Regions from separate parts of the Homo sapiens genome. Here region 2 is linked to region 1. Evidence: chromatin contacts called from ENCODE Hi-C or POLR2A ChIA-PET data. All regions are on one chromosome and are shown on one strand. Each heading gives the region's core, a stretch centred on a gene start or an enhancer-like site at or near the end of the contact. The rest is flanking DNA. Distances are from core to core; before and after follow the strand shown.

Region 1 (5,728 bases), core at 936-3,435:
CGCCCAGGGGTGGTCACCGCGTCCTTAACCACCCCAGGAGCCCCGTCTCCCTGCCGAACTCCTTGGCTTCTGCAACCCTGTCAAGACAGCAAGGAAAGGGGGTCTTCCCTGGTCCTCGGGCCCCGAAGTTTCGGGGTTGCTTATAGGACGGGTTCCTGCAGTCCAGGGAAGCTCTGGGCAGATAGCGAGCCCATTCTCCCTTCCATTACCCAGATTCTGCCTCCCTGCGGAAGGCAAAAAAGAAAGAAAGAAAATAGGTAAAAACCGGCGGAGGGCCTTGAGCCTCCCCGCCTGGCGCCCCTCACTCAGTCCCGAAAAGTCCCCTGGACACGCCATGCCGGACCGGACTCAGCTCCCGCTGCTGGGCCCCTGCCTCCAAATATCCTTCCCAGGCACAGGCTCCCAAGACCGCCCCCTCAGGGTTCCCAACACCCGGACAACTGCCCAAGACGCCGCTCCCCGCCCCCACCCCCACCTTGTTCGGCAGACAAAGAAGGGTGTGCTGGCCCCGCCGTCTGCCTCCTTCTCCCGACCCCACAAGGCCTAGAAACCTCAGGGACTCACCCCGGGCTAGGGACCCAATCCTGGCTGTCCCACCACAGGATCCCCGGCAGGGACGGGTCACAGTGCTCTCACCCCTCGACCATTTTCGAAGACACCTTCCCTGAAAGGCGCCTTGCGCCCTCCCCATGGGTCGGCGGGGGGGGACTCCAGGCCCGAGCAGGCGGTGTGAAGTTCTGTGTTCTGAACTGGGGCTGAGCAAGATGCGATGGTCTCAGCCCGCTGGGCCGCCCGTAGCGACGGCAGGAGTAGGGGAGAGGGAGGGACGCTTGGAGTGTGAGCGCACCAGTCTGTTCATATTTAATTTACAAAGCAGCCTCGGAACCCCGGGCCGGGTGGTCTCTTTAGACGCTGCGCTCTTAGCCTGTCTCTCTTCCCCACCCCCTCCCCTAGCTCATTAAGATGCTCAACACTCAAATCGGGGTATTGATCTCCACGGAAGCCCCAAACCCTCGCCATCGAGAGACCCCCATGGCCCGGGGTGATGGCTGTGGGGCTTGGTGCTCCCAGAGAGCTCAGTGGCTACAGAATGGGTGGGGATTCTGCGTGTCTCCCGGAGCCTGAACCCCTTTCCTGGTTATGGCCGGTAGCTGTCTCCAGGGCTAACGTGGGCAGCGCAGGGGGGCGGAAACCGGGTTTTAGCCAAATGCCTCGACATCGCCGCGCCTCCGCCTCCTCGTCGCTGAAAGAAATGTCGGGGTTTCATCAGAGCTAGGGAGCGACAGTCGGGAACAGCGAGTCTGCCGAAGCCGGCTGTTGTGTGAGGGTGTGAGACGGCGGGGCGGTGAGGGGCCACCGCGGCTTGGGGGATAGTGCGTGTGGGGTTGACCGTGTGTCTGCTTGAGAGGCTGTGAAGATATGGGGGGCAGATATGGGAGAAATGCTCGGGCCTGAAGTCCCCAGCCCACCGTGCTCAAGAGTAGCGGACGTTTTGCCACCATCCTTGTCTGTGCTACTGTCTGCTGCAGCTTCCGTGCCCCGTTCTCCTGGAGCAGGCAAGACCTGGAGTGAGGTGCTTGGGTGCGCTCGAGAGAGCTTCCCCCTGCTCCACCTGTCCCGCGGTGCGCGCAGGCCAACGCGTCGGGCAGTGGGCTTCAAGCGCTGGTTTAGCCACAAAAGACCAGAAGTAAAGAGTTCCGGCTTAAGAGGCTGGGCAGGGCTGCGGTGGGCTGGGGAGGGGGGTGTCCCTTCCCAGCACGCCCTGCAGGGCTGTGCGTTCTGGTGTCGGGTTAGACTAGCAGGCGGGGCGGGGGGGTTGGGGCGGCGGGGCGGGGGAGACTAGGGCTTATATCAGCCCAGATCCAGGCAAAAATGGTAGGGAGGGTGCGGCGCTCTGCTAACACTATCAATTATGCATCATGTTGAACGTGGCTTCGGGGAGGAGGCGGCTAGCAGCGGGGGGTGCGGGAGGGAAGGGTCCGCGCGAGCTCGGCTGCGCGCAGCTCAGCGGGTCCCGCTCGAAGTCTGTCGGTGCCACCGCCTGCATTTGCAAAAAGAGTTTAAAGGCAAAGACACGCCTTCCCCCCCCACTTCAGCCGCGCGCCTTTCCTTCCCCCAAATTCCTCAAAGATGGTTTGTCTCACGTGTTGCAGGGCGTAAAAGCGGCTTGCATTCAATTAGCAGCGAAGCTCGCGGGCGCTGGCGGGACAGGCGCGTGAGGGTGAGTTCGCGTGAATGTGTGTATGCGTGTGCGAGAGGAGAACGGTAAGTGTCCCGGGTGCAGGTGTGCCCGTGAAAATGCGTGTGAATGTAGCAGGGGCTGAACACATTGATGCGATTATTACCTGACCATGGATGATTGTAAACTGTGAAGGTCGGCTATGGGGAGGGTGTGAGGGACTGTGTGCGCGAATGTGTTTGAACGTGGGGTGGGGGAGGTGGTGTGATCAGGGACAGTAACAATGCCAGCGGCTGTGTAAATGTGGGGGTACGTGGGTTATGGGGGTGCAGTAGGCTGCGAAGAGCCCAGCCAGGACAGTGGGCGTGGGATGCCCCTTATGACCGACGTGTCTTGGCCTTGGGGAGGGTCTCCGTGGCTTTAACAAAAGTAGACCAAGCAGGAGGCGGGAGAGGCTATGCGCGTCCCCGCCAGGCCCGGGAGTGCGCAAGGACTTTCTCCAACCTGCAGCCAGAGAGGTGGGGGAAACGGACGCAAAAGGAAAAATTGAAGTGGTACTTTGGGGCCACCAAGTCCCCAAACTTACCTGTCCCTTTCTTTGCCCCCCGCCCCCCGTTTTCCCCACAGCCACAACACATGCGTGTATCTTGCTTGGGCTATCTTCCCTGCTCTGCCACGCCGGGTCTGGAGAAGGGGTTTCAGCCCCAGGACATTTACTGAGAGTCGGCGAATATTGGGTAAGCAATGGGGGCCACCCCACAACCTTGACCCAGGTGGGGTTAGGTCCAGCCTAGGGCACCTGATGGGGTGCGGGGCTGGTGGGGGTGCTGTCTGGCAGGAACCGGGAAGGGAGGGAAGGGACCCTCCCAGAAGAGCAAAGGCAGAGTGAAGGAGCAGGTTCCCAAAGACAAGTTGTGGGAGGGGCTCTGCCAAACCTGACAGGCGCTCCAAATGGGGGCAGGGAGTCTGTGCAAGTTCGTTTGTGTGACCGGGCTTAAGGTGTTATGGGGAGGGGGTCCTTAGGCACCGCAGAGCTGTGGAGAAAGGCGCAGAATCTTTCATCTTCTCCAGCTTCATTAGCTAGTGGCAGCCCCATGACCTGTTGGCTGAGGACGCCTCTGCCCAATGGGAGCCGCCTGAGGGACCTGAGAGGAAGCTCTAGTGACCGCTTTCCCAACACACCTGGTCCAAACATGGGGGAGAACCTCCTTCCCCGTAAGGAAGGTTGGCAGAGCAGCCCTTCTTCTCCCCTCACAGGAGCTGCAGCCCCGGGCAGGTGACTTTGGCCTTAGATGCAGTAGGGCATGGGGATGGGCTTCCCCAGATCCCACATCTCAAGTCGTGCAGTGCAGGTCCTCCTATTGCTTCTCTGCTGGGTTTCGGTCACAGTGGAGGGCTGTATGCACACACAGGCACATGCCTGTGTTCTTGTGGGTGGGTCGGTTCGTGTGAGGACTTGTGTCCTTGTGTCTGTCAATTGTCACAATGGACAGGAAAGCGCTTTGTACCGTGGTGGAAAACACGTACAAATGCTGGTTAAGAGAACAATGAGGTCTGCAGGGTCTATTGTGTCCATGTCTGGGTGCATATGTGTTTGTGAGTTTAGGAAATGTGTTGTGAGCCTCCTAATTGAGCATCAGGTCCTCTAAACCCCTGCAGAAGTTGGCGGTTTGATTATGAAGCCCCGCGTCTGTTTGTATTGTTGTGTGCCTGCATGGGCGTGTGTGCGAGTGCTGTGCGTGGGACAAAGGTTCCAGGGAGGACAGCCAGTCACGGACAAAAATGTCCTTCTTGGGTAGGATCCATTTCACCAGGTTAAACGAAGGCTTAGAAACACAGAGAGGGGTACGTGAGGAGCCCGCTGGAGATGGGCGAGCTGCGGAGCCCACGGAGGGGCCAGCTCCAGCGTGAAGGAAGGAGTAGGAAGAGAAAAAAGGGCGATATACCGGGCCGCTGGAAAAGGAAATTAGGGCCCTGGGAGGGAGCATCCGTTGAACCTCGAGATTTTTATTGACCTTCACTTCAGAGAGGCTCCTGGCCATAGAGGAGGTTACCGGAGCCCTGGAACTAGTGCTAAACGGGCTTGCGGAGGCACAGCTTGATAGGGGAGGTAAGCTGGGGTTCAGTGAGTCACCTTCTTTCTTCTTCACCTGGCTTCCATCTGCAGGAGCCGCGATGTTCCCCCTTCGGGCCCTGTGGTTGGTCTGGGCGCTTCTAGGAGTGGCCGGATCATGCCCGGAGCCGTGCGCCTGCGTGGACAAGTACGCTCACCAGTTCGCGGACTGCGCTTACAAAGAGTTGCGTGAGGTGCCGGAAGGACTGCCTGCCAACGTGACGACGCTTAGTCTGTCCGCGAACAAGATCACTGTGCTGCGGCGCGGGGCCTTCGCCGACGTCACACAGGTCACGTCGCTGTGGCTGGCGCACAATGAGGTGCGCACCGTGGAGCCAGGCGCACTGGCCGTGCTGAGTCAGCTCAAGAACCTCGATCTGAGCCACAACTTCATATCCAGCTTTCCGTGGAGCGACCTGCGCAACCTGAGCGCGCTGCAGCTGCTCAAAATGAACCACAACCGCCTGGGCTCTCTGCCCCGGGACGCACTCGGTGCGCTACCCGACCTGCGTTCCCTGCGCATCAACAACAACCGGCTGCGTACGCTGGCGCCTGGCACCTTCGACGCGCTTAGCGCGCTGTCACACTTGCAACTCTATCACAATCCCTTCCACTGCGGCTGCGGCCTTGTGTGGCTGCAGGCCTGGGCCGCGAGCACCCGGGTGTCCTTACCCGAGCCCGACTCCATTGCTTGTGCCTCGCCTCCCGCGCTGCAGGGGGTGCCGGTGTACCGCCTGCCCGCCCTGCCCTGTGCACCGCCCAGCGTGCATCTGAGTGCCGAGCCACCGCTTGAAGCACCCGGCACCCCACTGCGCGCAGGACTGGCGTTCGTGTTACACTGCATCGCCGACGGCCACCCTACGCCTCGCCTGCAATGGCAACTTCAGATCCCCGGTGGCACCGTAGTCTTAGAGCCACCGGTTCTGAGCGGGGAGGACGACGGGGTTGGGGCGGAGGAAGGAGAGGGAGAAGGAGATGGGGATTTGCTGACGCAGACCCAAGCCCAAACGCCGACTCCAGCACCCGCTTGGCCGGCGCCCCCAGCCACACCGCGCTTCCTGGCCCTCGCAAATGGCTCCCTGTTGGTGCCCCTCCTGAGTGCCAAGGAGGCGGGCGTCTACACTTGCCGTGCACACAATGAGCTGGGCGCCAACTCTACGTCAATACGCGTGGCGGTGGCAGCAACCGGGCCCCCAAAACACGCGCCTGGCGCCGGGGGAGAACCCGACGGACAGGCCCCGACCTCTGAGCGCAAGTCCACAGCCAAGGGCCGGGGCAACAGCGTCCTGCCTTCCAAACCCGAGGGCAAAATCAAAGGCCAAGGCCTGGCCAAGGTCAGCATTCTCGGGGAGACCGAGACGGAGCCGGAGGAGGACACAAGTGAGGGAGAGGAGGCCGAAGACCAGATCCTCGCGGACCCGGCGGAGGAGCAGCGC
Region 2 (5,728 bases), core at 1,696-4,195, 120 kb after region 1:
TATAAGTTTACATTCTTTCCAAGCATTTTTTCTCATCTTTTTGCTGCCCCTGTTTTTTGGTACCCTGAGCTTAGTCTCCTGGCTTGGTTTCCTGCCCTCTGCCATCCCATCTTCTCTCACCTGAGGTTGGGGATGGATATCCTGGGAATCCCTGTCTCAGCCTGGATTCTGTCCTTCTCTCTGGGTTTGTTGCATCCCTAGCAGGCAGGACCACAGTTGCAGGGATCGGGGCAGGGGAAGTAGTGAAGCACAGACCTGAGAGTGCCCCAGAACTGTTCGTTCATTCATCCCCTTAGTGGGGAGCTGAAGAGGGTTCAGGCCCAAAGATGGTGCTTCTCTTGTTTGGGGCATGGCCATTTCACCCCTTAAGGAGGCACCAGGCTTGAGCCCATATAGTAATAGGCACATCCTCCAGCCAAAACTATTCCAGACCAGCAGGCACTTGGCTCATCTTGGGGGTCAGCCTGTCTTCATCTAAGCCACTGGTTGGCTTCCAATCTGACCCCACTTCTCCACCAATATAGCTTCTCTGTAGTCACCAGTGACCACCATCTCTGACCCTGCATCCAACGGGCATCTCATCTTTTGCGATCTCTCAGGTAAAGGAAATAATGTATACAGTGGTCCATTGCCAAGACAAAGTGCCTTAAATCAGCTTAGATCAGCAAACTACAGAAGAAACCGGATATATACTAGGCCCCTGCTTGGATAGCCAACGCCTGCTTGTCGGCAGCCCCCCACCCTCCCTGCTTAGTCGCCCTCACCAGAACAAGAAGTTTAGTCTAAAATGAAAGTTTATTAGTCTGCAAAATAGCTCATTTTGTCTGTTTTTATCAGCCCGCCCAGCTGCTTAGGTCATAAGCCAAATACTTGAGGCCGGGTGCAGCGGCTCACACCTGTAATCCCAGCACTTTGGGAGGCCGAGGCGGATGGATCATGAGGTCAGGAGATCGAGATCATCCTAGCTAACACAGTGAAACCCCGTCTCTACTAAAAATACAAAAAAAATTAGCCGGGTGTGGTGGCGGGTGCCTGTAGTCCCAGCTACTCGGGAGGCTGAGGCAGGAGAATGGCGTAAATCCAGGAGGTGGAGCTTGCAGTGAGCTGAGATCAAGCAACTGCACTCCAGCCTGGGTGACAGAGCGAGGCTCCGTCTAAAAAAAATAATAAAAAAATAAAAACAACTTGAATAGCCCCTGAGCTAACTAGGATTGCAGTGCATTGTGGGCTGCAAAAAATGCAATAAGACAACCCAAAAACAAACAAACAAACAAACTTAAAGCTAACAATCAATAGGTGACATCTGGGAAAACTGTGACCCCGCAGTATTCACCCTATGAGGAACCGGGGGAGAGACCCGTGCACTAGGGGTAAATTGCTTATTGAAACTGTGCTGGGTGTGCCTGCCTATCAGACACCCAATCTTGCAAGACCCGTGTTAAAAGTCTCAATTTCGCTGTTCCCTGGGTCTCTGAGTCCATTCTTTGGGTTTGGACGGGTGAATTTGTTTATTACACAGAGGCAGCAGCCCCTCCAGACAACTCAGTCTCTTTGAAGCCCTTTCTCCCCCTCCAAGTTACCCCACTCTCCCACCTTCCCCTATGGCCACATCTCTTGATCTCGTCTACCTGACCTTAAATGTTAGCCTGTCTCAGGTTTCTGCCCTATGTGGCTCTTCTTTCTCTAGCCTGTACTCTTTTTCCATGTGATCCCACCCCATCCTGGTGTCAGGAATCACATTCTTCCCTCATCCAATCCATCACCAAGTCATGTCCATGTCTCCCGGTCTCTCGGATTGAGCTGCTTCTCTCCACCAGCTCCACCACCGACTTAGGCCACCGCACTATTTCTCCAACTGCTCTTGGTTCCTCTACTCTTGCTCCCTGAAGATCCCTTCAAAGGCAGGTTACCATTGGGTACTGTGGTGCCATAGTACCAAAGGAACTCAGTGGCTTCCCATTGTTCCCAAAGTAAAGAGGATTCCAGGCTCAGCACGGTTGGGTCTTTGCCGGCCCCTCCAGCTCCCCAGCAACAGGACCTCCACCTCCCTCTCTTTGCTCCAGCCACACTGGACATCTCTCCGTTCTCTGAGCAAACCCTGTTCCCTCCCACCCTAGGCATTCTCAGAAACATTCTGAGAAACATTCCCAGAAACATTCTCCCTTCCCCTTTTCCCATCTCAGCTGTCCTCACTGATCTCCCAGATGAGGCCAAATCCTCCCTCATTACATGTTTTCATGCGACTCTGTACCAGGATATGTGCTTATGCACTTTATGTGATTATGTGCGTACTCTTTGCCAGTGCCTCCCCATCCCGCCTCCACTGTGCCCCACTAGTTCCGTGGACAACCACCAGGTCTGCTTTGCTCACCATTTTATTCCTATCATGAAACACAGTATCTGGAACATAGGAAGCTGTCACTAAATAATCGTCGAATGAATCTGGCCCTGTTTCTAGCTTGCTGTATGACTGTGGGAAAGTTACTTTGTCTTTCAATGCCTGAAAACCTCACCTGGGAACCTGTCTCAAAGGGCTATAGAGATGGTGGTGCTAGACAGTGTGAGATGCTGCGGGTCTAAAGCTCTACAGGGGGAAGGGGGAGTCCTGAGCAGGCTCACAGTGGGCACTGAGACCTATCATAAGAAAGCCACAGGACAGTGGAAAGAAGCCAGGCTGGGTACAGGAAGACCTAGCATCTGGCCCACTGCCCCTGACTCCCTGTATGAACTCAGGCCAGTCCTTGCCTTCTCTGAGCCTCAGTCTTCCCATGGCCAGGATGTAAGCTTTGGCCTGCATGCTGCTGCAGGCCTGCCTGGCTGGCTTGTGTTCTGGCCTGGGAAACACTCTCAGTTCTTTAGAGAAAACAAGAACCCCAGCTCTGCCACCCGAGACAGATTCTGTGCCCAGGTCTACTGGGCCAGTCTCCAGGCCCAGGGTGTCCCATGACTGGTCTAGGCCTGGCTCAGTGCCCTGGGGCTTGAACAGTACCCAGCACCTGTCACCCAGCCTGACACAGAGAGACCTGCCAGTCAGAGCACAGCAGGGACCAGGAAGACAGTGGCACTGACAGGCACGGGGTGCCCCAGTGGACAGGATGAGATATGGAAAAGGGGCTAGCCAGGAGATGGCCTGTGGGGTTCTGACCCTTGGCCAAAGGCTGCATGTCAGGGCTGCCAGCATTGGCAGCTGCTTCTTCGGCTGCCTGCTGCCCAGAGCTAATGAGTGGGGACAGAGCCAGGACTCGAAGGGGAAGGCGCTGCTTCCTCTGTGCATGTGGGGCAGGCTTGGGATGGCACAGGGGAGGTGGCACAGATCAGGGCCAGCTAGAGTCATACTCAGAGGATCCTTGGTTTTCTTAGATAAGCCTGAGAGCCCTGACCCTGGCCCTACACTGAGCTTGACCTTGATTGTAGACTGAGCTCAGCCCTGACCCTGGTCACAGACTGAGGCTGGCCTTGGTCACAGGATGAGCTCTGACTCTGGTGACTAATTGAAGAAGATGTTAAAAGTAGGACAATTGTTTGAAATCCTGGCAAGAGGGGGGATAAAGAAGGTTACAGTTATCAAATACTCACCATACCCCTGAGAAATAAGCTAGGAGTGTATTGTGTGTTTCATACAGTTTAATCGCCACCCAGTCCTATAATTGAGGTATAATATTATCATTAAACCTCATTTTACAGATGAGGTTCCTGAGGCTCAAAGCATTTCCATGACTTGCCCAAGGTCACAGAACTAGTTAGTACCCAAAGGAGGATGCAGGATCCAGGATTTCAAAATCTAAAAGCTCCCTCCACCTCATTCTTTGCCTTGATATTTCATGCCGTGGTTACCCCTTTTGGAAGGGGGGTTGTTGAGACAGGATGCTAACCCAGACTTCCAGAGAAGATGCAGTGACTAGTGTGGAGACCCATCCTGGGATCTGGAGTTCTCCTTCCTCCCTGTCTGGCTGGGGGCCTTCAGTCAAGGACCCCTGAAGGCAGGGATCTGGGCAGAGTGGGTGGAGGCTCACAATGACTCACAGGTGACCCATGGGCTTGTCTCAGCAGCCAGAGGGTTGGGCTCAGCAAAAATAACAATAACACAGTGACAGTGATCATGGGATAGTCCCAGGAATAAGGCAGCCCTCACTTGCTGATGATGTTCCACTCGAAGCTCACTGCGAGCTCGGCTATTTACACCCTCTGGTTCTAACGGTGCAGTCCTGGAAGCAGGCTGCGTTATTCCCATGTGATAGTGGAGGAGGCCAAGGCCCAGGGGAGAATGTGGATGTGTCTGAGGTCACATGGCTGGCCAGTGGGAGTGGAGCAGATGAAGATGACTATTCCCATCTGGCCGCTGGCTCCTACAGAAGCCAAGGCTCCTTCTCTTCCAGCAGGATCCCCATGGGAAAAAAGACAAGGGTGGGGAGCAGGCCTGGGGTGAGGCCTGGGAACCAGGGTCTTCATCTACCCTGCAGGGCCCCCACACCATGGTTTGATTTTCCACCCACACCTGCCCCCCATGACATCAGTTCCTGGAGACTCAGAACCTCAGAATTTTTGTTCAGTGAGAACTTCCCTTTGTCCCAGGGTTATAAACACAGCTGGTGTCAGTGGTTGAAGGATGGTTGGCCTGAGAACCATCCCCAGCCAGACCGAAGCCATAAGGATTCTTTCCAGATGTTCTCCCATCTCTGCCACCTGGGGCCCCTAAGGTGTTCTCATGCCTGAAACCCCCATTCAGACTCAAGAAGCATGAGTTCTCCCCCACAGGCTTCTTCTGGAATCCTGCATAACAGCCTCAGAGGGCATTCATGGGGGAGATTTGGGGCCATGAGGCAGGCCAGAGGGGGCCTTCCTGGTGTCCTCATTGCATCCTGCATGGGCTGTCTCCTCTGCTTACTCCTGAGCATGGGCAGAGCGGCTGACAGCCTCCTCCTCCCTCCCTGGTCATCATGAGCAGCCAGGAGGCTTGGTGATCCCTCCAGACTTTATGTAGCTTCCCTCTCCCTAGCCTGGCCCCCGTGGGTCCCAGGGTCACATGCCACAGGGTCTAGCTTGTAGTGGAGTGAGGGAGGCCATTGAGCAGGGGCTGGGGCTCTGGGCACCGATTAGGCTCCTCCTACCCCTGTGTATTCCCTGATTCTGTCATCCTTCCATGCACACACTTAAGTTTCCAGCAGAAGGAGCTGCCCTGGAATCCCGTTGATCTCCTCGTTCCCCCCCTCCTTCTCTGAGGCTCCCCCTATCCATCCAGAAACCTGTGAGATACTGAACACCATTATCAGGGAGAAGCTGAGCTCAGAGATGCTTAGGGGATGTGCCACACAGTCAGCAGCAGTGGAGCCGGGAGCCAGAATTCAAAGTCAATGTCTTCAGGGCCAATCTACTTATGCAAATCCTGTAGTTCCTGGCATGTGATGCAATAGAGAGAGGAAGCAACTGTGGCAAACCAGAGAGCACCTGGCTCATTCAGAGGAGTAGCCCCTGCCCGTCCTACTGATCTCTACATGGAAGAATGAGGGCATGGGTTGTCAACCCTCTTCATTTTTGTTTATGTTTAATTATTAGGTTTTTTTAATGTGTAGAGATGGGGTTTCACTGTGTTGCCCAGGCTGGTTCAAACTCCCGGCCTCAAGTGATCCTCCCACCTTGGCCTCACAAAGTGCTGACATTACAGGTGTGAGCCACCCTGGCCAGCCTCTCTCAATTTTATTTATTTTATTTTTTTATTTTTTGAGATGGA

Evidence for each region. A loop is a pair of places that touch in the nucleus more often than their neighbours do. ChIA-PET counts read pairs that join two places held with the same protein, here RNA polymerase II (POLR2A). Pooled maps may share reads with other maps.
Region 2: a loop to region 1 is called in a map of ascending aorta, with 2.3 times the contacts of the local background. The contact joins the enhancer-like site here to the promoter of ISLR2 in region 1. A Hi-C loop is called at or near these places in 12 of 168 maps with a recorded cell type or tissue (PC-9, aorta, ascending aorta and 5 more) and 14 of 50 pooled maps. POLR2A ChIA-PET finds 5 or more read pairs at or near these places in 3 of 52 experiments (AG04449, PC-9 and Panc1).

What each region holds. Positions count from the first base shown.
Region 1 is chr15:74,128,401-74,134,128 of GRCh38, forward strand. It overlaps ISLR2 (immunoglobulin superfamily containing leucine rich repeat 2), which reads left to right and starts at 2,186. Exons shown (of 3, transcript NM_020851.3): 1 at 2,186-2,221; 2 at 2,807-2,916; 3 at 4,347-5,728. The coding sequence starts at 4,355. LOC283731 (a long non-coding RNA gene) reads right to left here and starts at 878. Exons shown (of 3, transcript NR_152622.1): 1 at 565-878; 2 at 1-224. RefSeq lists enhancers at 1,492-2,401, 2,402-3,310 and a silencer at 2,803-3,002.
Region 2 is chr15:74,248,331-74,254,058 of GRCh38, forward strand. The region is part of intron 2 of CCDC33 (coiled-coil domain containing 33); the gene reads left to right. Among named protein-coding and RNA genes, the nearest start is that of CCDC33, 15 kb to the left of the region's middle. Within about 2 kb of position 2,946, at least 12 of the 41 ENCODE cell types and tissues checked have a DNase peak (open chromatin) inside an H3K27ac peak, as active enhancers do; they include ascending aorta and breast epithelium, where a contact is called at or near this core.